4 separate regions of the Mus musculus genome follow, and all the other regions are linked to region 2. The links are chromatin loops, found by intact Hi-C in ENCODE. Cell type or tissue: left cerebral cortex. All regions are shown on one strand.

The links. Hi-C counts contacts between places; a loop is a spot of excess contacts. Peaks named below come from ENCODE experiments on the same cell type or tissue, not always from the same donor. Only the 100,000 strongest peaks of a DNase experiment are listed, where the experiment ranks them.
Region 1: a loop joins it to region 2, with 2.6 times the contacts of the local background. A loop is called at or near these places in 3 of 42 quality-filtered maps.
Region 3: a loop joins it to region 2, with 2.7 times the contacts of the local background. A loop is called at or near these places in 7 of 42 quality-filtered maps.
Region 4: a loop joins it to region 2, with 6 times the contacts of the local background. A loop is called at or near these places in 14 of 42 quality-filtered maps.

What each region holds. Positions count from the first base shown.
Region 1 is chr1:11,454,088-11,462,087 of GRCm38, forward strand. The region is part of intron 1 of A830018L16Rik (RIKEN cDNA A830018L16 gene); the gene reads left to right. Among named protein-coding and RNA genes, the nearest start is that of A830018L16Rik, 44 kb to the left of the region's middle. In left cerebral cortex, no CTCF peak of the experiment used is centred here; a DNase peak (open chromatin) is centred at 4,395.
Region 2 is chr1:10,831,792-10,839,791 of GRCm38, forward strand. No RefSeq gene overlaps it. Among named protein-coding and RNA genes, the nearest start is that of Cpa6, 120 kb to the left of the region's middle. In left cerebral cortex, CTCF peaks have their summits at 4,046 (motif pointing right) and 5,580 (motif pointing right); DNase peaks (open chromatin) are centred at 4,072 and 5,595.
Region 3 is chr1:10,987,098-10,995,097 of GRCm38, forward strand. It overlaps Prex2 (phosphatidylinositol-3,4,5-trisphosphate-dependent Rac exchange factor 2), which reads left to right and starts at 6,368. Exons shown (of 40, transcript NM_029525.1): 1 at 6,368-6,812. The coding sequence starts at 6,696. In left cerebral cortex, no CTCF peak of the experiment used is centred here; DNase peaks (open chromatin) are centred at 4,042, 6,185, 6,374 and 6,750; H3K4me3 peaks cover 1,971 bases; H3K27ac peaks cover 2,214 bases.
Region 4 is chr1:11,562,215-11,570,214 of GRCm38, forward strand. It overlaps A830018L16Rik (RIKEN cDNA A830018L16 gene), which reads left to right. Exons shown (of 14, transcript NM_001160369.2): 5 at 749-777. Among named protein-coding and RNA genes, the nearest start is that of A830018L16Rik, 150 kb to the left of the region's middle. In left cerebral cortex, a CTCF peak has its summit at 3,316 (motif pointing left); DNase peaks (open chromatin) are centred at 2,954, 3,301, 4,016 and 4,714; H3K27ac peaks cover 273 bases.

The DNA.
Region 1 (8,000 bases), 620 kb after region 2:
TTATTGTTCTAGGTAACACTTTGAGTACTATATTGAATAGATATGGGGAGAGTGGTCATTCTTGTCTTCTCCCTGATTTTAGTGGGATTGCTTCAAGTATTGCTTCAAGTACCTTTTAATTTGATATTGTCTGTTGGTTTGCCATAAATTGCTTTTATTATGCTTAGGTATGAGCCTTGAATTCCTGATCTCTTCAATACTTTTAACATGAAGGGGTGTTGTATTTTCTCAAATGCCTTTTCTGCATCTAAGGAGATGGTCATGTGATTTTTTCTTTGAGTTTGTTTACATATGGCTTACATTAATAGATTTTTGTATATTTAGCCAACCTTGCATCCCTGGGATGAAGTCTACTTGATTGTGATGAGTGATGGTTTTGATGTGCTCTAGGATTTGGTTTGCAAGAATTTTATTGAGTACTTTGCATCAATATTCATAAGCGAGATTGTTCTGAAGTTCTCTTTTTGTGGTTGCATCCTTGTGTGGTTTAGGTAATTAGAGTAATTGTGGCTTCATAGAATGAATTAGGTAGTGTTCCTTCTGTTTCTATTTTATAGAATAGTTTGAGAAATATTGGTATCAAGTCTTATTTAAAGGTTTGGCAGAATTCTGTACTAAATTCACTTGCTCTGGGCTTTTTAAAAAAATTAATTAATTAATTTATTTTTTCATTGGGAGGTTTTTCAATGACTTTTTCTATTTCCTTGTGTGATATGGGCCTGTTTAGATAGTTTACGTGCCCTTGATTCAACTTTGGTATGTGGTATTTGTCTAGAAAACCATCCATTTCATCGAGATTTTTCCAGTTTTGTTGAGCATAGGCTTTTATAGTAGGATCTGATGATTTCTTATGTCTCCCTTTTTATTTCTGATTTTGTTAATTTGGATACTGCTTCTGGGCCTTTTAGTTAGTTTGATTAAGGGTTTATCTATCTTGTTGATTCTCTCAAAGAATCAGCTTTTGGTTTTGTTCATTCTTTGTATTGTTCTCTTTGTTTCTATTTGGTTGATTTCACCCTTGAGTTTGACTATATCGTGCCCTCTACTCCTCTTGGGTGGGTTTGCTTCTTTTTGTTCTAGAGCTCTTGGGTGTGCTGTTAAGTTGCTAGAGTAAGACCTCTCCAGTTTCTTTAATAGGGCACTTAGTTCTATGAATTTTCCTCTCAGCACTGCTTTCATTGTGTCCAATAAATTTGGGTTTGATGTGTCAATATTTTCATTAAATTCCAGGAAGTCTTTAATTTCTTTATTTTTTCCCTGACCAAGTTATCACTGAGTAGAGAGTTTTTCAGTTTCCATGCATATATGGGCTTTCTGTTGTTTTTGCTGTTATTGAAGATCAGCCTTAGGCCATGGTGATCTGATAAGGATTCATGGGATTATTTCAATCTTTTTGTATTGGGTGAGGGTCATTTTGCGACCAATTATATATATAGTCGATTTTGGAGAAGGTACCATGAGGTGCTGAGAAGAAGATATACTCTTTTGTTTTTAAGGGTGAAATGTTCTATAGATATCTGTTAAATCCATTTGGTTTACAACCTCTATTAGTTTCACTGTGTCTCTGTTGAGTTTCTGTTTCAATGACCTATACATTGGTGAGAGTGGGGTGTTGAAGTTTCCCACTATTATTGTGTGGGGTTCAGTGTATGTTTTAAGCTTTAGTAAGGTTTCTTTTATGAATGTGGCTGTCCTTGTATTTTTTTGTATTTGGGGCATAGATGTTCAGAATTGAGACTTTCTCTTGGTGAATTTTCCCTTTGATGAATATGAAGTGTTCTTCCTCATCACACTTGATAACTTTTGGCTCAAAGTCTATTTTATTATGTATTAGGATGACAACTCCAGTTTATTTCCTGGGACCATTTGCTTGGAAGACTTTTTTCCATCCTTTTACTCTGAGATAGTGTCTGTCTTTGTTGTTGAGGTGTGTTTCTTGTATGCAGCAAATTTTTGAATCTTGTTTGTGTATTGAGTCTGTTAGATTATGTCTTTTTATAGGTGAGTTCAGTCTATTAATATTGAGGCTTATTAAAGACAGATGACTGTTGATTCCTGATACGTTTGTTTTTGTAGGTGGCTTTATGTGCTTGTGGTTCTCTCCTTTTGGCTTTGTTGTGAGGTGCTTAATATCTTGTCCTTTCTTTGATGTAGGTACCTTTCTTGTATTGGAGTTTTCCTTCTAGGATCCTCTATAGGGTTGGGTTAGTAGATAATACTGTTTGAATTTGGTTTTGTCCTGGAGTATTTTGTTTCTCTAGCTATGTTGATTTAGAGTTTTGCTGGGTATAGTAGCCTGGGCTGGCCTTTGTGTTCTCTTTGAGTCTTCTTGACCTCTGACCAGGCTCTTCTGGCTTTCATAGTCTCTATTGAGAAGTCTTGTGTAATTCTGATAGGTCTAACTTTCTATGTTACTTGGCCCTTTTTCCTTGCAGCTTTTAATATTTTTTCCTTGCTCTGTGCATTTAGTGTTTTGATTATTATGTGATGAGAGGTTTTTCTTTTCTGGTCCTATTTATTTGGTGTTCTGTAGGCTTCTTATACCTTTATGACCATCTCTTTCTTTAGGTTGGGAAATTTTTCTTCTATGATTTTGTTATAGGCATTTTCAGGTCCTTTGAGCTGGGAATCTTTGTTTTCCCCTATACCAATTATTCTAAAATTTGGTCTTTTCATTGTGTCCTGAATTTTTTGGATGCTTTGGGTTAGGAGTTTTTTACATTTTGAATTTTCTTTGACAGTTGTGCCAATCTCTTCTATGGTATCATCTACACCCAAGATTCTTCTATCTCTTGTATTCTGTTGGTGATACTTATATCTGTAATTCCTGACCTCTTCCCTAGGTTTTCCATTTCCAAGTTTGCCTCCATTTGTGTTTTCTTTATTGTTTCTACTTCCACATTTTAGGTCTAGGACTGCTTGATTTACCTGTTTGATTGTGTTTTCCTGTATTTCTTTAAGGAATTTATTTGTTTGCTCTTTAAGGACTTCAACCTGTTTACCTGTGTTTTCCTGTATTTCTTTCAGTGAGTTATTCATATCCTCCTTAAAGGATTCTATTATGTTCAGGAGATAGGTCAGCTTCCTGATTTTCTGGTGTGTTAGTATATTCAGGGCTTGCTGTGGTGGGAGAACTGGGTTCTGATGATGCCCGCATATATTGGCTTCTGTTGCTTATGGTCTTGTGCTTTCATCTCACCATCTGTTTATCCCTGGTGTTTGCTGGTCTGGGTGATGCTGTCTAGAGTCTGCCTCTTTTGTCCCTGAGTTGCTTCAGGTTTCGTGGAAGGCCTGCAGCCCTGGCTGTATCTGATCACCTGCGGGGCCTTTAAACTGGGGGCTCTTATCTGTTGCCCTGGTTGCAGTAGATCTCATGGGATGCTTTCAGACTGTTGGGTCTTCAGTGGAGCAGTCAAGCTATTGTCGTGTGTGAGGATGTTCTCCAGGGGCATCTACAGACTATGATTTTTGTTTTCCTGTGTGCAGCAGAACTCCAGGAAGGCTCTCAGTCTGTCAGGTCTGTTGCCCTGCATGCCACAGAGTCCTTTGGAATTCTTCAGACTATGGTGTCTTTTGCCAAGTTTCCCTGTGTACAGAGGAGCTCCTGGGATACCTTCAAGCTGTGGTGACTTCAGGGAGCAGACCAGCTGGTGATCAGTTGTTTAGTTGTCCTGTGTGCAGCAGATCTCCTGGGATGCCTCAGGCTATAGTGTCAGTTACTCCACTGCTCTGAGTGCAGTGGATCTTCTGAGATAACTCAGGATATGGTACCTTCAGGGGAGCAGACTGGCTTGCAGACAACTGCTCTGAGTGCTTAGGATCTTCTGAGATGTCTCAGTATACAGTGTCAAGTGCTCTGAGTGCAGCAGATCTTCTAGGATGGCTCAGGATATGGTATCTTCAGGGAAGCAGACCAGTTAGCAGTTTGCCCCAGCAGAAAGGACCGAGCAGAAGGGGAGTGGTATTTGGGGGACAGGGATTTTGGTGGGTAATGGGTCCAGAGTCCACTGGGCTCCTAACAGCAGTCCTTGGACTTTGCAGGGGTGGGGGCAATGTTCTTACAACTGCTTTGAGTGCAGCAGGTCCTCTAGGATGGCTCAGGATGTAGTGTCTTCAGGGAAGCCTTGCTCATGTCTTTAATCCCAGAGGCACATGCAGGTTTATGTAATTGAGCTGGATGTCAGTATGGTCTATGCTACCCGTTCGAGGAAAGCAAAAGTTACATATTAATACCCTCACTTCCCATGTCTCAATAGCAGAGTTCAGAGCAGGACACAGAGAACCATTCAAGCCTACACAGGCAAAGCAAACTTGCAGAAAGGCATACCAGAAGCCAAACTCAATAAGCTGTACTTGCTCAGGTTAGTTTTCAGTAGTCTGGGTTCCAGTTGCCAATGACACAGCGTGGAGCAGCTGATGCAATCTTTGTCTCCATACAGCAACAGCATATCAGCAGCAGCAGCCAGCACCTGCTACTTGCACTGCTCTTGCCAATATTACAGCTCTTGGCTGCACTGCTACAGCACTTGGCCTCAAGTGCTGAGACCATTAGGCTGTCAGCTTTGGCCCCTCCCTGGAACTCTTCTAGGCATCAGACTGTGTAGTTTCTGTCATTGGCTCCTCATGGCCTTCTGTCTTTCTTCAGTCTTACTTTTCACCTTAACCACCCTCAATGCTTCTTCTGTCCCTTGTCATCTATGTCCCCTCTGTTGTCCATCCTGTCTCTCCACAGCCACTCCCTGGAATACTTCAGTCACCATGTTGCTGACAGTGTTGCTGTTTCTGCTTCTGCTCATTCACTATCACCCACATATTCACATATTTCCCCATTGGTGCTGCATCATGTTGTCAACCCAGCTGACTCCACTTACTATAAAAATCCAAAGCCAGCAGATCAAACAGACAGACATGCAGACAAACACAGTCCCTTGAGATAGTACTACCCTTGGACCTAATGTAATAGCACCAGAAACAGAGTATGTAAGTGGATTCCAGCTCACAGGAACAGTGGAACAGTTTCTTCCAATAGACAAAAATGTGGAGGAGTCACAATATGTGAACTCATAGTATCATCTATAATGAGGGACTCTGTTTACACTAATCATAGCATAGCCCTTTTGTTTTCACACTGATCATGGCCACCTGGTGGGCTTTCAGAACTGACCATGGCCACCTGGTGGGCTTTCAGAAGTTCCTCCTCTTTTTGAGCTGGGCTAGTGCTTTGGCAGTGCACAGTGTTATCAGTTTTTATCTGTGGTTTGCTCTTGCCCTGTGTGGAGGGTTGGGTCATTTTCTCTTGTCTCATTTGAGGCCTATGGCATGCAGGCTTGGGTATACCTGCCTTTTCATGTCTGTGGCATAGTGATGAGGACAATAGTTACATGATGGCCTAAAATGAATAGAGGCTTCAGAGTCTGTGCTGCCAAGGGTTGTCCAGATTTGTGCTGCAAACTGCACCAACTAGAAGGTCCCTTCAGGATGAAATCCCATGAGCAGACATTCTGACAACAACATATAAGTATATTTTAAACCCCATGACACTTGATATCCCTTGTATATAAAACTGAAGCTTCCTTTGGAAAGAACTATCAAATTGTTTTTTAATTTTTGTAATGTGAAGGACATGGGTAATTATCTTTCTCAGCTGTTTTTCTGTATTTATCATGTACTTAGATATTTGTTCAGCTAAAGAGGTTTAAATTAAAAATATGAAGGTATGACTGAGTAAAACATATGTGTGAGTACACACATGTACACACATGCACACACATGTACACACATACTCATACACACAAGTACACACACACATTTGCAGACGTGGCAATTTATTTTCCATTTGCTTTCCAAAAACCTTGGTGAATTTTTATCTATTTAAACATACTCAGTTTTTTTCACACTAGAATCAAAATCTCATTCAAGGGCAGAGTATTTGGATGAAAATTGTTCTTAGACTTACATAATTGCACTGATTGCTCCCTTTATTGAATGTCTTCACTAAGGTGCTAGAATCCTCCAACATGTAAGTAGGTGATTTGGTCAGCCATAGTTACTCTTCAAGGAATTCTTGGCATTACTAGTAGAAAGATGACTTTACTATATTTATGTATCTGCTTCAAATTTGAATGTTTGTGTTTGTTAGTTTTTGACAACATGATTTGAGCTTACATCACCTGGGAAGAGGAAATATCAACAAAGAAATTGCCTTCATCAGATTAGCCTGTGGCGTGACTGTGGGGGTATTTTTTTTACTAATGATTGGAGTAAGAGGGACCATTCCACTGTGGGTGGTACCATCCCTAGATAGGTAGGCCTGGACTGTAAAAGGAAGATAGCTGAACAAGATGGGAAATCAATCCAGTAAGTAGCATTTCTTTGTGGCCTTTGCTTCACTTTCAGTCTCCAGGTTCCTTCCCTGAGTTTCTACATTGGCTTTTCTCCCCAAGCCTCTTTTGTTAATGGTGTTTATTACCAATATAGAAGGCAAACTAGGACATATTTTTTTCTGTATTCGTTTTATAATTTCCAATTTGTTAAAGGATATTTGTTATGGTATAGATGAAAGAATAAGAATGAATTCAAGTTCATCCCCCTCCACCAGGCTTCTCACTGTGTTAGCACTTAACATCACTTAAGGTGACATTGCTGAGAGTACCGAACTATGGATTGGTCCTTCTCTTTGAAATGTCTCAGTGGTTATGCAAATTACCTGCTTAGTCTATGACTTCTTTCAAATAAAAACAAGAGGAGGTGACTCCTTGACTTGCAATGATCATAAAATAGTCAAGAAGAAGTAGGCTTCTAAAAGACATTGTATGTAATAGCACATTCTCAAGTGGTGGATACATATGAGAAGGGTTGTAAATGGAGATGAAGCCAGGGAGAATGCATTAAAAATGAGCAAATTCTTTCAGTCTTTTTGATCCCTGTCATTTCCCCCTTGCTTTGTTTGTATATACGAGAATTATTACCCCTCCCCCCTCCCATTAAGGGTGGTACTGTCTTGGAACCTAAGACCTTGATTATGCAAGATAAATGTTCTATTCTAGAGCTACACCCCCAACTTTAAATTAAGATTTGATATTACAGGCATGTGTCTTCTCCAACACACCAGTTTTGAACCTAAGGAACTTCCTGTGAAGTCATATATTACAGTTTTTCAACTCAGCTTACTACTAATAAATTAGAGATGGCAGTCGCCTTTGAGGATACTTGTAGTCTGTATCAAGGCTTTTTCAAGAAAACATAGCCTACAGTGATCTAGTATAAGAAGTTGCTTCCTGTGATCTTGGGTTCTGGCAAGTCTGAAGACTGAAGCCCAAGCCAGTAGACTGGAGACTCGGGTGGATGCTAGAGTTGAACCCTGAAGACACACTTTATTCATCAAAGGTTAGGTGCTGGTTTTTTATTTGGCCTTTTGATTATTTGGATGAGACCTATTTGCATTGTCAATGGTAATGTACTTTAACCAATGTCAACTGATTTTAGACATCAGTTATATGCACACTATAACATATTTTGCTCAAATTGACACAGAATATGGTCACATAACCAGCAAACTAAGAGCCCATATATATGGATCAAATTAGTTGAGTGTTCACACAGATTTTTTTTTTTGTTCATTACTGAAGAAAATCAAAGAAAGGGAAATATTTTTATAATCTGTGAAAGAATGAGAGAGAGATCATCTCATAGTGACTTGAAACAGGAAGTCAACCTGAGTCCTGTCTTAAAAGTTTTCAAATTTAGATTAGAAGCAGGATATTTGTTATTACCATAACAAAGCCCAAGGCTGCGTGCTGTCTTTCTGGTGGTCACATTCTCTAGTGGGCAGGGGGGAAATAAAGGGCTTGGGAGAGAACCCATGTCCTACCAGAGCTTTGGTGCTCTGGGCAGGCAGATGCAGGGGACTGCCTTGAGCTCTCTATGCTGCCTAGGTGAGCGTCTGTTTGTGGGAAGCCATGGAACCCCAGTCTTCAGGGGTAGAGAAGGGGCAATCTGGG
Region 2 (8,000 bases):
TGGTGCTTAGACCAGAGAGGACCATTTACGTTTTTTCTTAAAGCCAGATTTTTAGTGCTTAGCTGCATCTGTGTTAAAGCAATCCTCTCTATATCATGTGTATTCAATATACTTGCTTATCCTTTAAAATACAAATAATGCTGCTTCCACGAAGCTTCCCTACAGTTACAATTCTGCAATCTCCACATGCTGCTGTTATAATACACATCACAGTCATCTATGTACATTGCATTGCTGATTAACAGAACTTAATCGTATTCATGTTTGAATCTTCTATATAATAAGTGTCTTGGCATATAATAAGCAGTCAATTAATATTTTTAAAGATTTATTTATTATTACATTTATATGAGTACACAGTAGCTGTCTTCAGACACACCAGAAGAGGGCATCACAACCATTAAAGGTGGTTGTGAACCACTATGTGGTTGCTGGTAGTTGAACTTAGGTCCTCTGGAAGAGCAAGCAGCCAGTGCTCTTAATTGCTGAGCCATCTCTCCAGTCCATAATATTTTTAAAGGGTGATTTAAATTTTTTCCAAACTATTTGAATGCTAGTGTGTCTATGTGGATACGTTGTGTGTGTGTGTGTGTGTGTGTATGTGTGTGTGTGTGTGTGTGTATGTGTAATTTCCAGTGAAAACCAGAAGAGAGCACCAGATCATCTCAAGCTAGAGTTATTGGCCTTTGTGATCTACTGGAAGGGAGTCCTGGGAACTGAACTCTGGTCCTATGTAAGAGCAGTCAGCACTCAACCATAGAGCCATCTCTCTAGTCTCATCAATAAATATGTTTGGAGCAAAGAGTTAGTAAATGTATTCTGAATGCATACAGATTATAGTAAAGTCAAATGCCACTCAATCACCTCAGGAACTCCTCTTAATCAGTTTAGTTTGTTAATCTGTAAAGAGTTTTATCTCCAAATTTGGTTGTAGCTACTTGAGAGGAAATTCAGATTATCATCCCAAGTTAAACTTTTTCTGTAGTCATGCCTGTGAGTATTGGGGGGGATACTTTAATAAGCAAGCCAAATCAAGAATGTATGAAAGAAACTCACAGAGCATGCCTCAAAGTTCTATATTATTTCAAATAATTCAAATAATTTAGCAGCAAATCTCCACTAGAGCACTAGTTTAAAAATCTACATTTACAATTGCCTTTGCCACCTGGAAAGAGGCCAATTCTTTTGAATAGTTCGATATTTTTATGCCTAGATCTGGGAAATTTTTATTGAGTTTCAATTCAGTTATGGTTATTTTAAAGTATAAAATATTTTTTTCCAGAAATGTTCTTTTGGCCGTGTTATTTTCCATCTAACTGGTTACCTATGGCAGTCCTTTCCACTTAGTGATCATTGGAAAATCCTGTCCCAAGAATGTTCCTGTATTAAATTACTAATTCCTAATAGAAAGTTGGTTTTATGAACTCTGTTAAGGAAAAATGGAAAAGAACTTCCCCCTGGAGGAGCCCCCAGCCACCTGGGGTACTCCTTAAACTGTTTCTCTTTCTCAATCGCTGTGTTTGAAGACATTTTTTTTCTGATACCAGAACCTCATTCATCCAGGTGTCAGAAGAAATAAGATTTTACTGTAAACTTCACCACTGATCTGTGACTTTTGTTGTCAAACGGGAATAAATAGCTGACATTGTTTTACAAAGGAGTGTCAGGACAGCATTTTAAAAAGCTGTTTGGGATGATAAGAAAGTTAGGGCCAGTCAAAGTCATTCCTCTCTCACACCAAAGTTAATGTTGTTAGAAGTGTTAGGAGGCTCTGGGTCCATGGATGAGGGAGACCTAAGCTGAAACACCCCAGTACATGACAAGCCTCTGCAGGAGAGCAGATCCCAGGGGGCAATAAGCAAGGTTGGGTTGTTTAAAAAGATATTCCTATTGGTTATTTTATTTATTTACATTTCAAATGTTATCCTCCCTTCCGAGTTTCTCCTCTGCAAACCTCCTATCCCATCCCCCTTGCCCTTGCTTCTATTAAGGTGCCCCCCTCCCCCACTCCTGCCTCACTCACCCTAGCTTTCCCCTACACTGTAGCATCAAGCCTCCACAGGACCAAGGGCCTTCCCTCCCATTGATGCCAGATAAGGATGTTACATATCCAGCTGGATCCAGCCATGGGTCCCCCTATTTGTAATCTTTGGCTGGTGGTTTAGTGCCTGGGACCTGTGGGGGAGGGGGGTCTAGATGGTTGATATTGTTGTCCTTCTCTCAACTCCTCCATTGGGATCCCCATGCTCAGGCTGATAGTTGGCTGTGAGCATCCACCTCTGAATTTGTCAGGCTCCGGCAGAGCCTCTAAGGAGGCAGCTATACCAGGCTCCTATCAGCAAGCACTTCTTGGCATCACCAATAGTGTCTGGGTTTGTTGTCTGCATATGGGATGGATTCCTAAGTTGGGCAGTCTCTGGATGGCCTTTCCTTCAGTCTCTATCCATTCTTTGTCCCTGCATTTCCTTTAGACAGGAGCAATTCTGGGTTAGTACATTTGAGTGGCCATAACCCTCAACCTGGGGCCTTGCCTAACCTCTGGATATGGTCTCTACAGGTTCTATCTTCCCTTTGTTGGGTATTTCAGCTAATGTCATCCCTGTTGGGTCCTGGGAGCCTCTTGCTTTTTTGACATCTGAGACTTTCTAGTGGCTACCTCCAGTTTCCCAGCCCCCACTGCTACACACCTCCATTCAATTTCCTGACCTCTGTACTTCTCCCCATCTCCTCCCACACCTGATCCTGATACCTTTTTCCCTCCACCTCCCCTCTCCCTCCCAGAACCCTCCCTCCCTCTAATTCCTGTGATTATTTTGTTACCCCTTCTAAGTAGGACTGAAGCATCCACACTTTGGTCTTCCTTTTTTGTTTTTCACCTTGAAATTTGGAGGATTAAGTGCAAGGTTGTTCAGGAGAAAAGCAATGATGATTGTCATTTAGTATTTGTTTTTGGACTTTTAAAGTTTATGTTAAGCATAGGGCTTCTTGTCTATAAGAAACCTTAAATCTTAGCTCCAAACTTTGTCTCTGTAACTCCTTCCATGGGTATTTTGTTCCCTTTCTAAGGAGGAATGAAGTATCCACATGTTGGTCTTCCTTCTTCTTCTTGATTTTCTTGTGTTTTGCAAATTGTATCTTGGGTATTCTAAGTTTCTAGGCTAATATCCACTTATCAGTGAGTGCATATCAAGTGACTTCTTTTGTGATTGGGTTACCTCACTCAAGATGATATCCTCCAGATCCATCCATTTGCCTAAGAATTTCATAAATTCATTGTTTTTAATACTAAGTAGTACTCCATTGTGTAAATGCACCACATTTTCTGTATCCATTCCTCTGTTGAGGGACATCTGGGTCCTTTCCAGCTTCTGGCTATTATAAATACTTCATTCCTCCTTAGAATAGGGAACAAAATACCCATGGAAGGAGTTACAGAGACAAAGTTTGGAGCTAAGACAAAAGGATGGACCATCCCGAGACTACCCTACCTGGGGATCCATCTCATAATCAGCCACCAAACGCAGACACTATTGCATATTCCAGCAAGATTTTGCTGAAAGGACCCTCATAAAGTTGTCTCGTGTGAGGCTATGCCAGTGCCTGGCAAATACAGAAGTGGATGCTCACAGTCATCTATAGGATGGAACACAGGGCCCCCAATAGAGGAGCTAGAGAAAGTACCCAAGGAGCTGAAGGGGTCTGCAACCCTATAGGTGGAACAACAATATGAACTAACCAGTACCCCGGAGTTCATGTCTCTAGCTGCATATGTAGCAGAAGATGACCTAGTCGGCCATCATTGGGAAGATTGGCCCCTTGGTCTTGCAAACTTTATGTGCCCCAATACAGAAGAATGCCAGGGCCAAGAAGTGGGAGTGGGTGGGTAGGAGAGCAGGGAGCGCCGAAGGTATAGGGGACTTTCAGGATAGCATTTGAAATGTAAATGAAGAAAATATCTAATAAAAAATTGAAAAAAAAAAAAAGAAAAAGCAAGCTTACATACAGGTTATGTCCAGTAACTTGTCAAGCTTACATGTGATAGAAGTCCACTGGAGGGCAGTGTATAGCAAGCTTTATGGCTGGTTGCCTGGAGTACGGATTAGTTTCAGAAAACAAATTGAATATCTCATTGCAGCTTAGATTTTTTAAAAGATAACAGACAGTTCTACATTTTGTTTTAAAGTTTAAAAAGACTCTCCACACATAGTGCTTGCATGAATCTGTGGGTTTCCACTTGGGGTGAAGAATAATGGAGCTGATTATAGATTGAAAGTGTTTCTTACAAATCAAAAGAAGTAAATTTCACTGTCTTCACTCCGTTGAACAGGGATGTATTTCAGACTCACTAGGCTTTGTACTCTACATCCCTAAAGAATGAAGCCAGGTTTCTAGAATTGGTCATTGTTAATTAAAGTTACAGCACAGTGCTTCCCAGGCATGGTTTCAGAACACTGAGTACGTGGGCCCTGATCACACCAGCTGCCTCCGTCTCCCTCTGCCCCCAGTGAAATGGATTGATTTGATTTCTGAGTGTAAATGACACACCAGGGTCACAGAGCTTAAAATTCAGTTTGTTCATTTCATTGTGGGAATACATCATTCTGTTAAAAACAGTATAACACTCGATTTTTCACCCATAATTCCTTTCTTCCATCCATTAATTCAGCCAGTGCTGTTAGAGAGTACACACTCTACAAGTCAGAGGTCAAATGTGAGCATGAAATTTCAGTTCAGAATTAGGAATGATGATATTTAGGCTCTCCCCGGAACATGAGAACTCAGAGAGGCTAAGGTGCATCTCACATAACAGCAGTGAACACATGCAGCTCTCTGAACTAGACATACATTACATCGTGTGTGTGTGTGTGTGTGTGTGTGTGTGTGTGTGTGTGTGTGTGTGTGTGTGTGTGATGCTGGCATGCAGCAGCAGCAACCTGTTTAAAAATGAGTATATCAGCACACACAAAAGTCAAGTCTCTTGTCTATGATTTCAAGGAGCTGGAGAGCCTGACTTTAAGGTTTGCTCCAGACTGCTTGCCCTAAACTACTAATAAAACTGCAATTCTCCTCAAAAGCTGGAATTCCACGGGAAAAGCATGCTAATTTGGAAAATCATTACTTTTGTGGAAGATTTGATTTTGTGAAAAAAAATGTATTAAGGGATTAAGACAATGCTTTATTCAGTCAGGAACTATTATTGGCTCACTCCAGCTTTTGCTTATTTAACATCTTTATATATCCTAAGACCACCTGCCAAGGGGATGGTACCATTGACAAACAGCTATGCCCTCCTACATCAATCAATTATCAACACAATCCCTCACAAGCATGCTCACTGCCAATCTGATAAGAGGGAGAGTATATTTGCTGTCATGAGAAGGCTGGTACATATATGAATTTACATGAGCTGTGCCTATATGCACATGACCTGAACAAAATCAAGGCAGACAAACTCCCACCATAGGTCTGGGACAAGTTCTGTAATCCTATTCATAGCTGAAGAGCTATTGGCAACTGATTGCGGCCAGAAGAGAGAGGGACAGTTTGCTTTGAGGATGCAGTCCTTGAAAGACTCTGGTGCTCCAGTAGATGGCCCTACACCCATGCACACACAGGCAGCACTAAATAAACTCAGAGAGTTTTTAAAATACCACATAAAGTTGAATAGGAAGAGTGATTAGATGGATGGATGGATGGATGGATGGATGGATGGATGGATAGACATAATCCGAGAGGAGGGGAATGGGGACAGCTGTTGATCAAAGCTTACTTTGTGCATGTATGAAATTCTCAAATAGAAGAGACAATTACTAGACTGAAGCTTTCTTCAGATGATTTTAGGTTATGACAAGCTAACAGTACAAGGACAACATTCATGTTTACCGGCTCTTATCCCTGTCTGTATGAGAGTCTATTGTTGATGGTTGGTTTGTGGTTTATATGAGAACCCACTGTTGATGGTTGGTCTGTGGTGCTCACTTTTCAGGCCTCTCTCTCAGAGTGACTTATTGCCTCAAGTGATCTATTATTTTAGTTGGAAGTCAAGTGTGTCACACTTTCTTGAGAAATCATTTGATCTATCCATGAACATGTGGAAATGTCCAGGGCATTTTTCTTTTTCTTTTATTAAACCTGAGGGTATTATAATCTGGACGCATTGTGATTTTATGACTTTAGGGTGCATTTCCAGGACTACAGAAGGATGGAAAATGGGGTCTTAAACCCACATGAGGTCACAATTGAAGTCTTGAAATGCTTTTGAAAAAAATAATTGCCTAGAATCAAAGTAAAACAGGAAATTTTCCTGAAAACTTTTGTAGAAAAATCATTTTGTTTTGTTGTGTTTATTACTGAAAGTGTTTTCCAAAGACCTTACCTCTAAGTAACATGGCCTTTCCCCAGACCCCTCCCTTTACTGAAGCTGTCCTTGTGCCCCACTCCATGTGGAGTCTTCAGTGCGAGAAACTTCCTAGCATCTCCCTCCCGTCCCTTGCCTCATGTCCCTGCTTTTCTTCCATTTCTGTGAATACGTGAATATGTTTATACTTCCTCACAGGTTCCTTTAATCTTTTGGTTTTTAGAAGTTGTGCTGTGAAGACATACAGAGTCCATTAACAAAATAAAGTTGTTGAAATAACAGATAAATATTGGCTACAATTATTTTAAAAGCTATCTTTTAGAATATAACAACAGTTTTTCACAAACAGTGTTTCTCTGCACTGGTCACATCCCTCCACTGTATGGTTTTTCCACTGTATGCCAGGCTAAACATTTGGATGCAGTGTATAACTCAATCATTTTAATAATTCCATGACATGTAACTGCCCTAACCTCCTGTTTTAGACAGTTTTTGTCAGTGTGACAAAATACATTAGACAATCACCTTTAAGAAATAAAGGAAATGACAGCTGTGTGTGGAGGGGTCCATGTCTTTAATCACAGCACTTTGGAGGCAGAAGGTAGATCTCTGAGTTTGAGGCTATTCTAATCTAAAAACTGAGTTTCGGAATAGCCAGGGCCCCACAGAGAAACCCTGTCTTGAAAAAACAAAACAAAACAAAATAAAACAAACATAAAATAAAGGTAAATTTTTTTTAAAATAAAATTGAAAAAAATTATTGAAAAAAATTTTGACATAGTATTTTCTGATCATGTTTTTTTTCTCCCTCATCTCCTTTCATATCCTCCTCATGCCCTTACTCATTTAATTCCATATTTTTTCTCCTCTATTTTCCTAGAAAGCAAATAACCCATTAAAAAAAAGAAGAAAAAACAAATGCATACAGAGAGAATAAAGAAGCAAATGGAGAAGACAAAAAAAGAAACTAAAAAAGAATATGAAGAACATATATACCTAGGCACAGATTTGACTCAGTCGGTCCCTCAACCCAAAGGGAACCAGAGCAAGGAGTTGTCGAAAGTGACAAACAGACACTGACACAGAAAGAGAGCTGTATCTGAATGTAATTTCTCAAAGTGAGCATCAGACTTATACTACAGAAGAAAACAAAGAAGTTAGGTGACACATCAGCCAAGGTACAGTCAAATGATTTGACACAAAACAGAGAAATGCATACATAAAGACTAGCAGGAAGAAGGCAGTGGTTACAACTGAGATAAAAGGTGGCCCTTTCTAAACTCAGCCTCTAGGGAGCCAGGTGAGGATTTCACACCCTAGTCACAATTTATGCTATTCTTCTGAGCCTTGTGAAAGCTTGTGCCAGGGGGCTCTGCTCTTGCTCATGAATAATGTAATACTGTAGTTCCTCCTTAAACCACAACCCTCCTTCTTCTTAGACCAATGTAAATTCCTGCATATAGGAATGACTCGGCTGTTATTCTGAGTGGTTTTGTGGGGGACTTTCTTGTATTAAATAATGTAGTCTGCCATACATAACTGTAATAAGAATTCTAAACTTATTTTGCTAAGCTTGCCCTGAAATTTCTAACTCTATGTAGTAGATAGTAATGCCTAATTTCTTTCACTATCTCTCTTTCAA
Region 3 (8,000 bases), 160 kb after region 2:
AATGGAGAAGCAGAAAGCAAAGCCAGACTCATCCTTATTTAGAAGTGTGATGGTGAAGCCCCGGGAGAACAGAATCATCCCAGTGAATGCCCTTTCCCATCCCATCCTCTGTATCATGTATTCAGCAAGCAAATGTTTGTTGACTGGTAATTGCAGGCCAGGATCTAGATAGACTATTGGTCACATTGACAAAAACTGTAGTTCATCTTGTTGGTGGATCTGCAATTGCAATAGACTTATGAAATCCATTATATAGGAGAGCTGTAATTTACTGTGAAGCTTGGTGTTTTAGTCTGGAATTCTAGTCTGACTTGGGTACACATTGCTGAGTAGGAGGGATAGGAGGTGTAGTCAGAGGTGGTGGGTTAGAGTTGACACTTACCTTTAAATTGAAAATAGTGAAAAAGGCTATCCTATTCTATTCTATGAAATACTCTTTATTTTGTATAATTTTGTGACCATAGAACCAGTTCTTTACATGCTCATATCAGCTTGATACAGAAACAACTCAAAGTTGACCTTCTTCTTCCTGGCTTCCTGGCTCAAATCTCATCTGGGATAACCAGTCAATACTCATGTGTGAGAAAGATGGCAACGGAGGGACCAACTAAGTCTCAGTGGGGCAACCTTTGTCCAGGAGATAAAGGATGAATGGCCAGGGAAGAATAATTAGAGGAAGGGCAAACTCTAGAGAACATCAGCTTTTAGAAATGGAACATGGAGAACTTGGCATGGATGAACTGGAGAATCAAAGAGAAGCAGGGACTTTTAATGTTCTGTTACTGTGAAGAGACCATGATCAAAGCTACTCTTATAAAGGAGAACAGTCTGAAAGACTCCAAAAGGAGCCCCTCGCTCAGGCCTCAGGACAATAGCGGACACCCAAGAACTCACGATAGACCGAGCTTGATGCAAACCACATGAGGCTTTATTCGGAGAAAGCCAGAGCTCTGGGGACGACTCATATCCCACACAGGGGTAGAGGAGTCCACCTCGAGGGGAAAGAGGTCCCAGTTTTTATAGGTGCCCAGGGTTGGAAGGAGAAGGGGGGGGGGAGTAGGGGATTTCCAGATCTAAACAACGTCTATTCTCAAGAAATGGATATGGGAGGGGTACAAGGAAAGAGTCTGGTGCAGGTGTAGCAACTCAGGATTGCTCGGCTGTGGTTGCTGGGGAGATTTTCTGACTCTTCCCCAGCAACCAATATCACAAACACCTGGCAATGGGCTTCACCAGTGGGCACACACATGGGTCAAGGAATGGTCAAAACATTGGCAGACACACAGGTTCAAAGAGTGGCCAGAGCATTGTGCACCTCTATTTTTCTAAATCAGTGAAGCTAGTTCTGCTAACACTGACATCTATCTTGCCAATTTCAGGGCTTCTGTGTCCTTTTACATTCTGCCAGGATCTTTCAATTCAATTGATGCTTGCTTATAGTTTCAGTCCACTATCAACATGGCAGAAATCAAGGCAGCTTGTAGGCAGACATGATGCTGGAGGAGCATTGTTACATCTAAATTCACATGCAAGAGGAAGAGAGACACTGGGATTGGCTTGGGCTTTTGAAACCTCAAAGGCCACCCCCAGTGTCACATACTTCCAAGAAGGCCACAAATACTCCAATAAGGCTACTTTTATGTGGGGAGCCGCCCTCACATTCGCCGTTGCAAGATGGCGCTGACATCCTGTGTTCTAAGTGGTAAACAAATAATCTGCGCATGTGCCAAGGGTAGTTTTCCACCCCATGTGCTCTGCCTTCCTCGTGATGACAACTGGGCCGATGGGCTGCAGCCAATCAGGGAGTAATACGTCCTAGGCGGAGAATAATTCTCCTTAAAAAGGGACAGGGTTTCGCCATTCTCTCTCTTGCTCTGGCTCTTGCACTCTAGCGCTCTTGCGCTCTGGCTCCTAAAGATGTAAGCAATAGAGCTCTTGCTCTCTTGCTCTCTGGCTCCTGAAGATGTAAGCAATAAAGTTTTGCCGCAGAAGATTCCGGTTTGTTGCGTCTTTCCTGGCCGGTCGCGTGAACGCGAGTAAGACTTTTAAATCTCTCTCAAGGAGTATCATTTCCCCATGACTATGCATTCAATCATATGAGCCTATGAGGGCCAGTCCTATTCAAACCACAACCCAGAGGAGCAAGAGAGAATTTGGCTTGATGAGTGACAGTCAACACTGTAAAAAGCCTGGGGAAAAGTCACATGATGCAGAGAATGACCAGCCTTCCTTCAGTACTAGTAGAAACAGAAACACTTAGTGACAGTTAAAGATCAGCATGGCAGTAATGACCACATGAGAGGGAATGAAGAAAGATTGAAAAATAAAGGAATGAAGAAAATGAGTCATTGGCATAAACTCAGTGATTGGTTAAACATACATTTATCCTTATACAGTTCTTAGTGCTAGAGGGACAATGTAAATTATACTGGGTTATAATCAAGGTCTTAACAAGGCTGTGTTCCCTTGGGTTTTGTAAGATCCTTGCTTCTCCTAGATCCTAGAGGCTGCCTGGTCCTTGGCTTGTGGGCACACTTATGTGCCGGTAAGGCCAGCACTGTTGCATCTTGTGTCCTTTCTCCATAGCTGTATTTCCCACTGTAATAACACCTGGAAAGGTATTCTGCTTTCATCAGTTCGTGTATAAAGAACTCGGCATGGCCCGCCTATAATCAATCCCTCCTGCTTTATAATGCAAAGGCCTCGCTGATAATGGCTTACCTTGATCACACCTATGTGTAATGACCTTCAAAGTAGTGGTCTCCATTACTGACATGTGGTTGCAGCTGTGTTAATGTTGGGCCTTGTTAGTTTCTCTACTAAAGACAAGGTAGGAAGAGAGAAGTATGGCATGGTTTGAAGATCTGTAAGGTCACAGAGACCTATACTGAGGAAGGAATCAAAGGCTCTGCCGGAAGATGGGTACCACAGGGAAGGTGTTTTCCTGAGATTAACACTAGACTCATTGGTTGTTTTACTGGGATGTTAATAAGTTTAGTTTTTATAATGAGAACATGATTTCTCATGACATCATTAGAATTGGGCTATCAGGGTGGCTTGTTCTTAATCAAGTTCATCTGGAGAGAACTCTAGCCTCTCACTGAAGTACCATTCAAACTTTTGATTTGTTTTCTATGTCCCACAACGTCACATCGGTAATTAAAATGTGACTTCCAAGTACTATAGTTTGCCATTTAAGCTATTCACCTTCTAAGAGTAAGATAGAACTAATGAAGTAAGAAAGAACTAATGACTTACTCAATAACTCGCTGTACTTGATCTGATTAAATTGTAAACAAATTGACGTGCAACAACTGGGGAATTAAGCATGAACTGAAACCTACATTGTAAATAGCCTAAGGAGTCACCTGTTGCTCTGGTCTTCTATATGTACATTAGTGTAATTCCATGATTCTGCCTGTTTATGTCTATCAAGGTGTCATGAAATCATCTTCTAGAGATTACAGCCTTTAAGGTGATAACGAAGACCAGTTTCTATTAAATGAGATGGTCATGCAGTAAAGCAATCTTGTCTTTTGTTTTTAAGCTCTTACTGAACTGGCATCCAGACTTGATCTGTGACTTTCCCTGAGCTGATAGTGGCATTGATATGTCCAAGACACAAATATGATTGGTCTCTGAAAGGCAAGTGGAGAGCTCTTTTCCTGCTAAGAGACAGCCTTGCACTCTCCAGCCTTTCAGGCCAGAGTAGTCCTTCTCTGGGCTAAACCAAAGGAAGCTCACTGTGCTCTGCCCTTGGGCCTTTTGAACCTTAGAATCCACTCCAACTGCACCAACCAAGTTCATGCACCCGAAATAAATTTAATGGCTGAGCTAGTCCAGAACTCAGCCATTTCTATCTTCTTCTCCCCCCACCCCCCATCGCTTTTTTATTGGAGGCTTTAACCTCATTAGTATTTCAAGGAAAAAAAAAAAAAACCCTGGCTCTTGTCCATCATCTTGCTTGTTGCCTTCCTTTTCCTGGCAGGCACAGCCTGAGGTTTCAATAGAGGAAGTGGGAAGGGACACAACACATTCAGAGCCTGTGAAAGACCTTATTTACCATCAAAGTGAAAGTTTCCAGATATTCTAGGCCTGTTTTCTTATGCTCTTAAGTCTTTGATGAGAAGTTACGGACTTCAGCCAGGGCTGCAGAGGTCTCTGTGAGAGTCCTCTCTTAGAGAGGACTTGGCAGAGTGAGCTACAAGGTGTCCTGGAGTTGTTCATTAATTACAAATGATACTGAGGCAAAGATGGAGGAGGAGAAAAGAGGGCAGAGACCACAAACAGCATAATAATTTCTCCATGGACACTTCTGAGAGAAATAAGAATTTCACACAATTAAAATGAATATCTTTCTGATAGCTTCCACTTGCTTTTTTCTTCCCAAAACAATTATTGAAGTGTGTCTTTTAATGGAATTATTTAAGTACCTGACTCTGTCCCTAACTCAATTGTAAGTCTTTAGAGGGTGGACTTCAAATGTTAGGGAGTCTAAGAATCTGAGGACCCTGTTGAAAGAATATAGGGTATAATGTTTGAGATAATTAAAGAAAAAAATCATGGAGGGTAGGGGAAGGGATATTCGTTTTGAGGAGACCTCCAGTAACTGCAGTGCAGTGACCTATGACCTGTGTTCTGAAATATTTTCCTAGCACTCATGGTCTACATGATCCTCGGATCCTAGCACTTCATGGTTTTCATACTGGTCTCCCAGGCATCTTGTAGAACACAGCCAAAGTTTCTGGATAGGTAAAGCCTCAATGATGACTAAGACTCAAGTACGTTTTTCTTCAAGTGTAAGATGCTTGCTCTAGAGGTCTATACATAGACAAAATGGCTTGATAGAAATGTGGCTTTCTAACTGGGAACAAATGGCAAGAGAAAACATTCTATTTCATTCAGAGCACTAGATGGAACTCTGTCTTGTTTATATCATTTTTTTCTCTTGGGGGCAAAAAGTGCATTCATTCACTACTACCTGTGGAACACAGAGAGGTTGATTCCCACTAGCTGTTGGGTGTATTTCCTCTGCTTTCTGGTTTCTTTTGTTTATTGTTTACCAGGCTCTGTGAGGTCTGTCTTTTGCGTCCTTTGTTCTTCTGCTATTGTGTGAAGCTGTCCACACTATTTGCCCTTTGCTCCTGGCTGCCTCTAAATAGCCAGATGCAAGGGAAACAGAAAAGCTACCTTTCCCATCAGCGTCATTCATATTATTCAAATATTGAATCTTTAATATGAGAAGAAGGTACGAGATTCCTTTTTGTTTCATGGAAGTCACAATCATATTTTGAAAAGACTTATGGGAAACTGGAGATAACTTTAGTGTAAATAACGAGGGAAACATCTTTAGTTTATCTCAGGTTGCTGAATCTTGGAACAAGTTTGGCCGCCTCTTCCTTGCCTCAGGAGTGCGACTTCCATTTATTTAAATGTCATTAGCTGTACACTATGTAAAGTAGAAAAAATGGCTCTGAAAGTATGTGTTGATAATATCTAGATGGAAATGCAAATGGATCACTTGGTTTGTTAGATTTATAGGTTTTGGTTCTGGTCCCAAGGGAGAATTCAATAAACTTAAACATTAAAATCAAATGCGTTGGCCATTCCATTTCAAAACTGAAGCATAACTAGCTTCTGTGTGTCCTCTGTCAATCAGCTATCATCCACCTGTCTTTCAGGTATCATCTGTCAATCACCTACTATGCATCCTCATCCAACATTTGTATCTTTTTAAAATTACAATTCTTGGAAACAGCTGAGAACAAATATTCTTGAATTTAAACTGATAGTGAAATACTACAGTGAGACTTAAAAAATTTAGATACACCCGGTGTTACAAAGTACTCAGCCAGGGTGATGCTTATTCTATGTGAATCAGTGCATAGGTAAGGGCTGCTACTTTGCTCTGATGTCCTCATTTATCACACTAATTGACATTTCAAGCTTTGACAGAGGTTGTCTGCCTGTGAAATAACATTGTTTGCTGTTTTTTTCTATAAACCGAACCTGTTTCGTAGTAGACGAAAACTCAAAATCAATGTGTTCCTTGTCAAACGCGGGAGGGTCAGTGGTGTGGTTGTTTTGTTCCCAAGCAGTTATGTAACCGCGGGGACTTGTTTCTTTGCTTTCAGACTTGGTGCAAAACACATTAAAGCTAAACAGTGGGCGGGATTCCCAAGAGCAGCCCTCACAAGTGTCCTTCTAGGTTTGGGAACCTCGGATTAGTTCCATCCTGTGTGTGTGTGTGTGTGTGTGTGTGTGTGTGTGTTTAGTTAGCTGGCAGGATACACTTCCCCAGGGTTGTGTTTCCTTTTTCCTGAGATTTGGCTAAGGGTAAAGGGTCGGAGTCACATGGATTGAAAGCATTTGATTGATGTCCAAGTCACCGCTGTGGCTGGAGCCGCCTCCCCTCGGGCTGGAGCCGCGTGAGGCCGGAGCAGCGGGCCGGGCTGGGTTCCCGCTCTCCGGGGACTGTCCCGTTCTGAGTCCAGCGCGTCCCGCGCGTCCCGCGCTCGCACCGCAGCCCGAGCACAGTCCTCTGCCCACACCCCGGCCTCCGGCCAGCATGTGAAGCTACGCGTTCCGGCTGGGACTCGGCAGAGGCGGCAACTTTGCTGGCGGCAGTGGCGGCAGTGGCGGCAGCAGGCGCGGGGCAGCGCACTTGCCCCCAGCTCCGCGCCCCGCCGGCCACCATGAGCGACGAAAGCGCCAGGGAAGTAGACAAGCAGCTTCGCCTGCGCGTGTGCGTGCTCAGCGAGCTGCAGAAGACCGAGCGCGACTACGTGGGCACGCTGGAGTTCCTGGTGTCGGTGAGTAGCCGGCCCCGCGCACGGCACCAAGTCTGGAGCATTGTCTGCGCCAGCACCCGGCATCCGTAAAGGTGACGCGGGGACCGCGGGGACTCGGGGGACAGACCTGTAGATGAACGGGTGCAGAGTGGCCAAGGCCTTGAAGAACTCGCGTGGGAGAAGTTAACCAGTGGCCATTCTGCCTGTTCCATCTGCGCTTAATTTTCTTTATCCATCTCCCAGGGCAAATTTCATTGTGTCATTTTCCTTATCCTCTTTCTTTCGGCTCATATTTTGTTTTGATTTTGTGTCTCAATTTGCTACCTTCAGGTACATGCAGTGTTTTAAAAGTCCTTGAATGTTGTGTAGCCGGAGTCGGTTATTAGATCAACAGCAGTGAAGTCCCTTTAGGTATAATCATTGAAACGTTGGATTCTGAGGGTGGAGGCGAAGGAGCAAGAGCAGCGGGGTCACCATCCCTGGCAGCTGTTGCATATTAAAGCCACATGTGTGCGCCTCCCTCACAGCTCTACAATCTTCTTTCTCCTGATTTAAATCTGCCCTCCACTTGGGTCCTAGTCTCCTGTGCACGCCGACCACTTGAAAATGGTATCATGAAACTCACCTCGAGTCGACAATTTCAGGGTTTCACAGACTGGGCAGGAGCTGTTTCCAGGTCCCAGTTTGACTCACTGGAATTCTGCCCCCAAATCATTTCATTCAGTCTCAGAGCAGAAGAGGAAAAACTGTGGGAAAATGAACTCCTGAGACATCACCTAAGGATGGAATTTTCCTCATTGCGGAAAATACAAAGAATTTACAGCCAGTTCCTGTCCATCCTGATATATTTGAGAGCGGCCTTCAGAAAAAGAGTTAAAACCCCACCCAGATCCTCCGGCCACTTTCTCCTTCATCCCAGTGTTCTATCCTGCCCCCAGCCCCAGGTTGGAAGGGAAATGTTTCAAACTCCGAACTTCCTCCTTCAGTTTCCTTCAGTCTGTAAAGTTTGTGCTAGCAGCCACCCTGTAGAAATTCACTTGGCTGTGTCAGGAAGAACAACATCTCAGGTCTCAGGAGATGCATAACACACAAGCTGGATTCTCAAATTCATTTTACCCACGCTTGGGGGCCACGTTCTTTGAGGTTCACGTGCTGGGAGAATACCCTGGTAACCAGTGATAGGTAGGATTATTGTATGTGTTCATGTAG
Region 4 (8,000 bases), 730 kb after region 2:
GTATCATAGCTTATTAAACAAACAAACAAACAAACAAACAAAAACAAAAAATAAAAAAAAAACAGTGGATCAGGAAGGGGGAGATTGAAATGCTAACAAGATTTTTTTCTGTAGAGAAGGAAACATGATGGTGTGGGTTAGTAGAAAGGACTTATACTAAGTGTGAAGTAAACATGTTTCAGCAAGGAGCCCTGGTATTTAAGAAAGAACTCTCCCCAAGAAAATTCCTGGGAAGGACACAAAAAGTAGAAGAAACCCACAATATTTTAAGTTGGAAGGAAGGAAGGAAGGAAGGAAGGAAGGAAGGAAGGAAGGAAGGAAGGAAGGAGGGAGGGAGGGAAGGAGGGAAAGAGGGAAGGAGAAAGAAAGGAAGGAAGAGAGGAAGGAGGGAAGGAATGAAGGAAAACAAAAGTAATAAAGGTGTCTGAGGGGGTGGACAGAGTTGACAGGCATCTCTATGATTGTCTTGCAAGTTGGCTTTGACTCTGAGAACCTCAGGAAACACCTGCTTTTCCCTCCTTTAGCGTGCAGCGCCAGCAGGTCCTGACAGACACCACTGAGTTTATTTCCTAATATGCTTTCATAAGTAGAATGGACATACCTTTATTTTTTTTTAAAGAACCAATGAAAATTCACAACATTGAATAGGTAACACACTAGATTTATTTCTAGAATTGTTGTTGTTTGTAGCACAAGGTTATCAAGGATTGCTTCTAAAACTATCTTGTAAATCTCTTTTGAATCCCAGGTATCGCGATTTCAGATGAACTTGATAAGGTAAGCTGAGCTCTGTATCTAATGATTAAATGCAGGACTTAAGTTTGAACCCACCTCTCAATTATTTTTTCTGAAACATACAAAATGTCCCAAGATAGTTTATTTGGTTATAATATGTTAACACTTTGATAATTCTTAATGAAAAATGATGATGATAATGGTGATGATGATAATGATGACTATTCTGATGATGGCAATGTTGATGGTGGTAACCATAGTGATGATGATGATGGTGCTAACCATGATGGTAACGATATGGAAGGAACTTGACATTTTTTACCTCTACCCTTCCTCATTAATGATTTTTGTTTGCTTGGTTTAGTCTGAAGCACTGTGACAGTTGCCTGCCGGGGTGATGGGAGTAGTGTGAACAGAGATATGTAGATTAGATATATATCCCCAATGGGAGCAGTGTGAACAGCGATACATAGATTGGATATATATCCTCGCAGTAACACCTGTAGCACTCACCGCTCTTGGGGGCTCTGCAGTCACAGAAGTCAGGCAGTGACTCCTGAGTTGTGAAATTTGGCTTCTACTCAAACTGCAGTGACCAGGAAACAGTTGGGAACAGTTGGGCTGTTATGAAGAGTTCTCTTTGTGTGAATTCATTTTGAACTGTCTATTAAACATGTTTGTACAGTTGGTGCTCACAGAGCAGATCTGTTTCAAACAACATGCTTGTGAGTCATCTGGATCTAAGTTTTCAATGTCTTTTAGTCGAAGGACCCTTATAGCTCATCAGTATTGCAGAGGTCACTAAAGACGTTGACTTCATGCACATTCCATCTGGCAATATTTGCCATGTGAGAAATTCAAACAGATAAAATTTTATGTGTTTGTTATTTTTAAATGGTATTAAGTAAAGTTGTTGCATTTTCAAAACAACATATCAATGAAAAATACCTTATTTTCCAAAACAAAATATTACCGAAGAAGAGGTCTTTGCATCCTATAAACCTCTTTTATACTGAGAACAGTTGAAAGCTGCTGAATTCTCCTATCCTTGTCTTCATTTAATATACTACAATTTTCACCTATGGATGGAAGAAATCTGGCATTAGAAATGTAGTTAGAAGTGGATGACAGGGAGAGAGCCATCATTGATAAAAGGCTGCACAGATTGAGACGATATACATCACTACATGTAAAAATAGCAAAGAACAGTACAAAAGTACAAATGGTATTGTTCATACCAAATAGTAATACAACTTTGATATTTTTAAAATGTATGTCTGAGTCGCTTAAAAAAAAAAAGCCCAAAAGTCTGGATATACTCTTTGACAAGGTTTCTGTCAGTAACCATCATGGTGTTTTAAACCTAGTTTTAAACCTAGTTGAATAGCTATGTATGGAGAACAGCAAGTGGAGGGAGAGCCAGCTGCACTCTCCCACCTTTGTACATCATTTCTACTCTCTCTCTCTCCCTCCTTCCCTCCCTCCATCTGTCTGTCATTCTCCCTCCCTCTCTCCCTCTCTTCCTCTCTCCCTCTCCCCTTCCCTCCCTCTCCCCCTCTCTCCTTCCCTCTCCCTCTCCCAGTCCCCCTCCCCCTTTCCCCCCTCTCCCTCTCCTTCCCCCTCCCCTTCCTTCTCTCTCTCTCCCTCCCTCTCTCCTCCCTCATTCCTTGCTTTCCTAGGTCATGAAAAATGTTCACAATTTGCAAAAACTTAAATACTGTGGCCTGCTCTTGCAGATCCCTGCCTTTTTTCCCCTCTAAGCTCCCCTATACAACCTGGACACCTGACCTGTAACTAAGAACTTGTGGAGCTTTCACTGACTGTCCCACCTCCCCTCCTCCTGAGTAACGGTGAAATTGTTGTACTTTATTGATGAGCTCAAGGACTCCCCTCTCTCTTATTAATCTCTTTTAAATTAATTTATCAATTTACTTCACATATCAATATCAGCCCCCTCCTCCCAGTAGCCCTCACACAGCTCCCCTTCCCTTCTCTGAGAAGAGATAGCCTTCCCCTCTGATGTAACAAACACTCCCCTCCCCAACCCCCATCCTCTCACTGAAGCCAGGCAAGGCAGCTCAGATAGAGGACCTGGATCCACATGTGGGCAACCAACTGGTTCAGGTCCAGCCCTGCACTGGTTGTATCTTCACTGAAATGGATTTGGATATCACGAGAGTGACTTAGGTCTGCCTTGACACGTGCTCAGATGCCTTCCACCTCCAATGTACATCCCTTCCCACACGCTTTCTTCTCAGTACTGGGCGAGGAGGCAGGGAACGGTAGTCCAATCCACAAATCTACACAACAGTGCTCATTTTAGTCACTTAATCTAATACTTGTTTCTGAAAACTTCATGAAAATTTACAATGTTTATTTCAATTGAGGGAAACAGTAATTTTTCTTTTTGAAAAGATATTTAAAAAGATTTTTTGTCAGTGAACAAAATCTTGATGACTTTCATCTTGATGCCGTTCATATTTGATGTTCAAGGAGAGGGTAGAGGATCCCAGGCTTTCAAGAAGACCCAGACCCTCTGCCAGTCGCGCGGAAGCATCACTGTCCCGCAGCACCCCCGTGTGGCCATAAAACTCACAGTTTTGAATTTTCTTGACCTAAAAAAGATCCAAGTTCAGACACCTGTAAATACAAGACTTTTTATTTTTATTTTATTATTTTTTAAAATTTTATAGTAGTTCTTTTTTAGGGGAAAGAATTTCTAATATAATCATAATGTTTCTACCTTTCCTTTGCTTCCTTGAATTCCTCCCATATAATCTTCTCCACTCTCCTTCAAATCCATGCCTTCTTTTCCACCCATAAGTACATTCACACACATAGTATGTGTACATATATTAGAAATCCTTTCCCGTAAAAAAGAAATACTACAAAACTTTGAGAAACCAGTCCTGTTCAGGTATGCCTTCTGGAATCTAAATACATATCTCACTGTCTGTCTGTCTGTGTGTCTGTCTGTCTGTACTGATACTAGGTTCACATAGGCCAGGATAGCTTTGAACTCACTCTATTAAGCTGTGTAAAACCTTGGCTTTCTGATCCACTCACATCCACAGTCCTAGCCCTAGAAATGCAGATATGCATTACTAAAGCTGGTTTGTGTGTGCTAGGATCCTGGCATTCAAGCCCTCTAGCAACTAAGCTGTGGCCCTTCTAGCTTCTCTTACTTTTCTTGCCTCCCTCACATTTTATACTTTTCACTTGGAAAAAGCACCCAGATCAACTGCTTTCTCAGTCTCTGATGCTAGGATGTTTTACTTAAGATGAGTCAGCAGAGGAAACGGGCAGAATCTGCCTGGAAGTTTTTCCTAGAACTTCTGCGGCCTGCCAAACTACGTACCTATGCCCAAGGCTAGAATTCATTCTCGGTCTTATGCCTCACATCTGTACTTCATGCTTAATTTTCCGCTTTGCTGTTCAGATGCTACACTGTACTCACCAAAGTCTAGAGGAGTAAGTGGGGTCAAAAAGACAATGCCTCTAGGTGGTAAAGTCTGTTTATTTTCATGTTCCTGGCCGACCGTCTAGCCTTCCTAAGTCATTCTTGAATATGCCTAAGAGCACACAGTGACTTCATGGAAATGTGCCTTCTGATCAGACACTATGTGTATCTGTATTTTTTCATCAGAAAAGAAGAAACCACCCATATCAATCAGCATGGGACTGACTCTTGAGTCTTTCATTTCAGAAATATGTACCATGTCCTGCTCCTGCAAGGAATTGTTTACAAATGCTGGTTCATTGTCCCTCATTTAGATGGCAACTATTTTAAAAATGACATGAATTTCCCCTTGAAAACAAATTTATAAGCACAGCTAAATATTGAAAGTATGAAATATTAAAAATATGTATGAAAAAAACTTTCAAAGGGAATAGAACATGAGGAAAGCACGGACCTCCCACACAGTGTGGCACCAAATGATAGACCTCCCACAGTGTGGCACCGAGTTTCTGTGCTTTTCCTCCACACAAGGAAACTGTGTGTCTCACTGTCACCACCACCCACAAGATGAAAGCAAAGCATCAGTTTGGGGACCCATCATGCCTCCTGCCCAGACTTAAGAGGATCATCTCTCATTTACCCTTTGCTGTATCATGCATTCAATAGTGTTCTCAAAAACAGCCTTAAACACTGTATAACAAGGAATGTAGTTATGGGGTGAGGGGGCTGTTTATGGGGATGGAGAAAACTTAAAAAAAATCACACCCTGATCAATGGTGTCCTCCAATATATGTAAAGAGTCCCTAAGTCTAATAACACAAAGCAGTCAACTAGGTTAAAATCAGGCAAGTGATGTGAATAGATGCAGAATGTCACTGTCCATTAGAAGAACTCAAAGCAAAGCTGCCATGTGCCACCATCATCCAAAGCACCAGCATAGTTACTACAACAGACAGAAAGTGGCAAGTGTTGGTGTCAGTGGAGACATGGAGAATTTGAGGCTCTGTACATCATTGTTGGTGAGAATATGAAGGCAGGAACCATGGAAGACAGTATGCAGCTCTTTAAGTAATTAAAAGTATAATTACCATATGCCAGAGTTTGGGTGGGAATATAAAACAAAACAGCCACTATGGAAAACAATTTGGCAGTTATTCAACTAATTAAAAACAAGCTCACCATATGCTGTACTTTTAATGTTTATGTATTTTCAAAATTGACATTGAAAGTCAATGTGCCAAGTATTAAACTTCACAATATCACATGGCAATGCTGTTTCAGTGACTGTGTCATAAGGCACCACTCAATGGCATTAGCTCCTCAGTGAGGGGCCTTGGGTACCTGCTTGTCCCTTCCTCTGACCTCTCCTATGTGAGGACATGGTACTCATCATTTTTATCTCTTGACACTGCATCAAAACTCATCATCATGTAGTAGAATATGCCTTTAACAGAGATTCTGGGCACCAGGATCTTAGAGTTCAGTGAGAGGTGCTCCTATATCTGTGTTCACAGTGACATTGTTTACCAGGACATTGATGACCAAGTGGTCATCAGTGGGGAAATAGATACATAGTGTGGAATATTATTCATCCATCAAAAGGATGATATATTGTGACATGCACAGCATGAATGAACTTGTAGGCACTTGTGCTAAGTGAAGTAAACCAGTCACAAAAGGTAATATTACATGGATTCCCCTGTGTGGTATTTAGCAACGATATTTATAGACACAGAAGTTTAAGGGCAGTTCTCAAGACTAGGTTCTGGGAAGAAGGGGGGTTGTTGAATGAGTATAGGTATTGCCTTACTGTGAAAATATCACTTCACAAACTTAGTTGGCGTAGTGATTGGCAGCACAATAATGCATGTATTCAACAGGACTGAATGGTGCTGCAAACGTGGCCAAGGTGTTCACTTTAGGTTACATGCTGTTATTACAGATTTAAGAACTGGTCGTTCCATGTGTAAGATCAATATTTTCATAGTAGTTCTTAGAAAAATGTGCACAGACCCAGATATGCCATGAAACATGAGCAACCTTCACTCAGAAGAACTTCACTGGAGTTATTAACAACACAGCATAGAATGAGCCTTCGATGTTCTCAAGAAAAATGGACTTTACAGCAACTGCAACAGCTTTCAGGAAAGGCTTCAGAACATCTGTTGTCTTGTCCATGCTGGTCTTGAATCCTTCATCAATGAGTATTTACATAGATGCATGATCATGCTAATGAACATAATAAATAGTAATGTGCTATGTAGTTAGTGCCTGCTTTATGTTAGATGTTGGTTCAGCACTTCACACAGGTTATGCCATTTCACCTGCCTCATTTGGTATGTATCAGAGGATGCTCTCAATTATCTGCATCATCCCATTTAACATTCTATAATAAACTGTGAAATGATGTGCTAAGTTTGGTAGGTGAGACACTTACATGCAGTGAGATTAGTGAATTTACTAAAGGTTGCATACCTAATGGGTGGGGCACAGAGTAAGGGTGGGGCATAGAACAGAGAGGGGCACAGAGCAGGGGTGAGGCACAGAGCAGGAGTGGGCACAGAGCAGAGGTGGGACACAGAACAGGGGTGGGGAACAGCGCAGTGGTGGGACACAGAGGAGGGGTGGGGTAGAGAGTAGGGCATGTTTCTTCTACAGCCTGCAGTCCTAACAAGTGCCATGTTATGTTTTTGCAATCTGAACTCTTACCAGTGGAAGGGATACACTTTTGGAATACCTTACAGTTTTATCTCCTTTGGTTCCACATCAAGAAAGGAAACTAGATCTTAAACCTTGAAGCAATTTCTCTTCCCGAGTTCATGCTGGCAGCCTCTGTAGTGGGCTCAACACTGGCTGGGGGCAACGGAAGCACTCAGAAACTGTGTTCCTACTGCTTAACTGTGCAAACTTATATTAACTAAGCTGCTGGTAAATAATAGCTGGAAAAGTAGCTATCCGTGGCTTATTTAACAGTTATTTATCATATTTAAAGTCTACATTTTATGACATTTTCTAACTCTTTTCACCATCAAAATATTTTATTTCAGTTATTTTATGATAGTAATGATTCTCATTGGCTCCTATGGTGTAGGAACTGAGGGAGAGTTATGATGTTGTCCTAATTACCTGATTGTATTGCTGTGGAAAACATGACCAAAAGGAACTGATACTTTGAGATAGCAGCAGTCCATCAACCTTGAGGAGGAACTGATGCAGAAGCCATTGAGAACACTGCCTACTGCCTCGCTCCACTCAACCAGCCTACTTTTCATACAACTCACAGCTGCTTACACTGGGATGGTGCTGTTCATGGTGACCTGGGCCCTCCCACATTAATCATCAATCAAAAAAAAATTTCCCACAGACTTACCCACAGGCCAGTCTTATGGCACATTTTGTCAATTGAGGTACCTTCTTCCCAGATGGCCTTTCTTATATCAAGTTAACAAAAACAAACAAACTAATTAACCAGCACAGATGGTGTCCCACAAACAATTTCTCAGTAGGGGAAATTAGATATGTATAGATTCTGGTGGTGATGGGGCTAGAGAGATAACTTAGTGGGAAAAAACAAATGCATATATTGCTTTTCTACATGACCAGAGTTTAGTTGCCAGCATTCATGACAGGATCCCAAAAGTCGGGCCTCCACCGGCACCTATACTCACATGTGCACGCTCCCAACACACATACTCATAAATAAAAGTACAAAATAAATCATTAAAATGTATACAGTGGAATAACTACTGTGTTAAATCCTTAAAGTACAACTTCTCATACCAACAGCAACCCTGTGTTGGCTCTG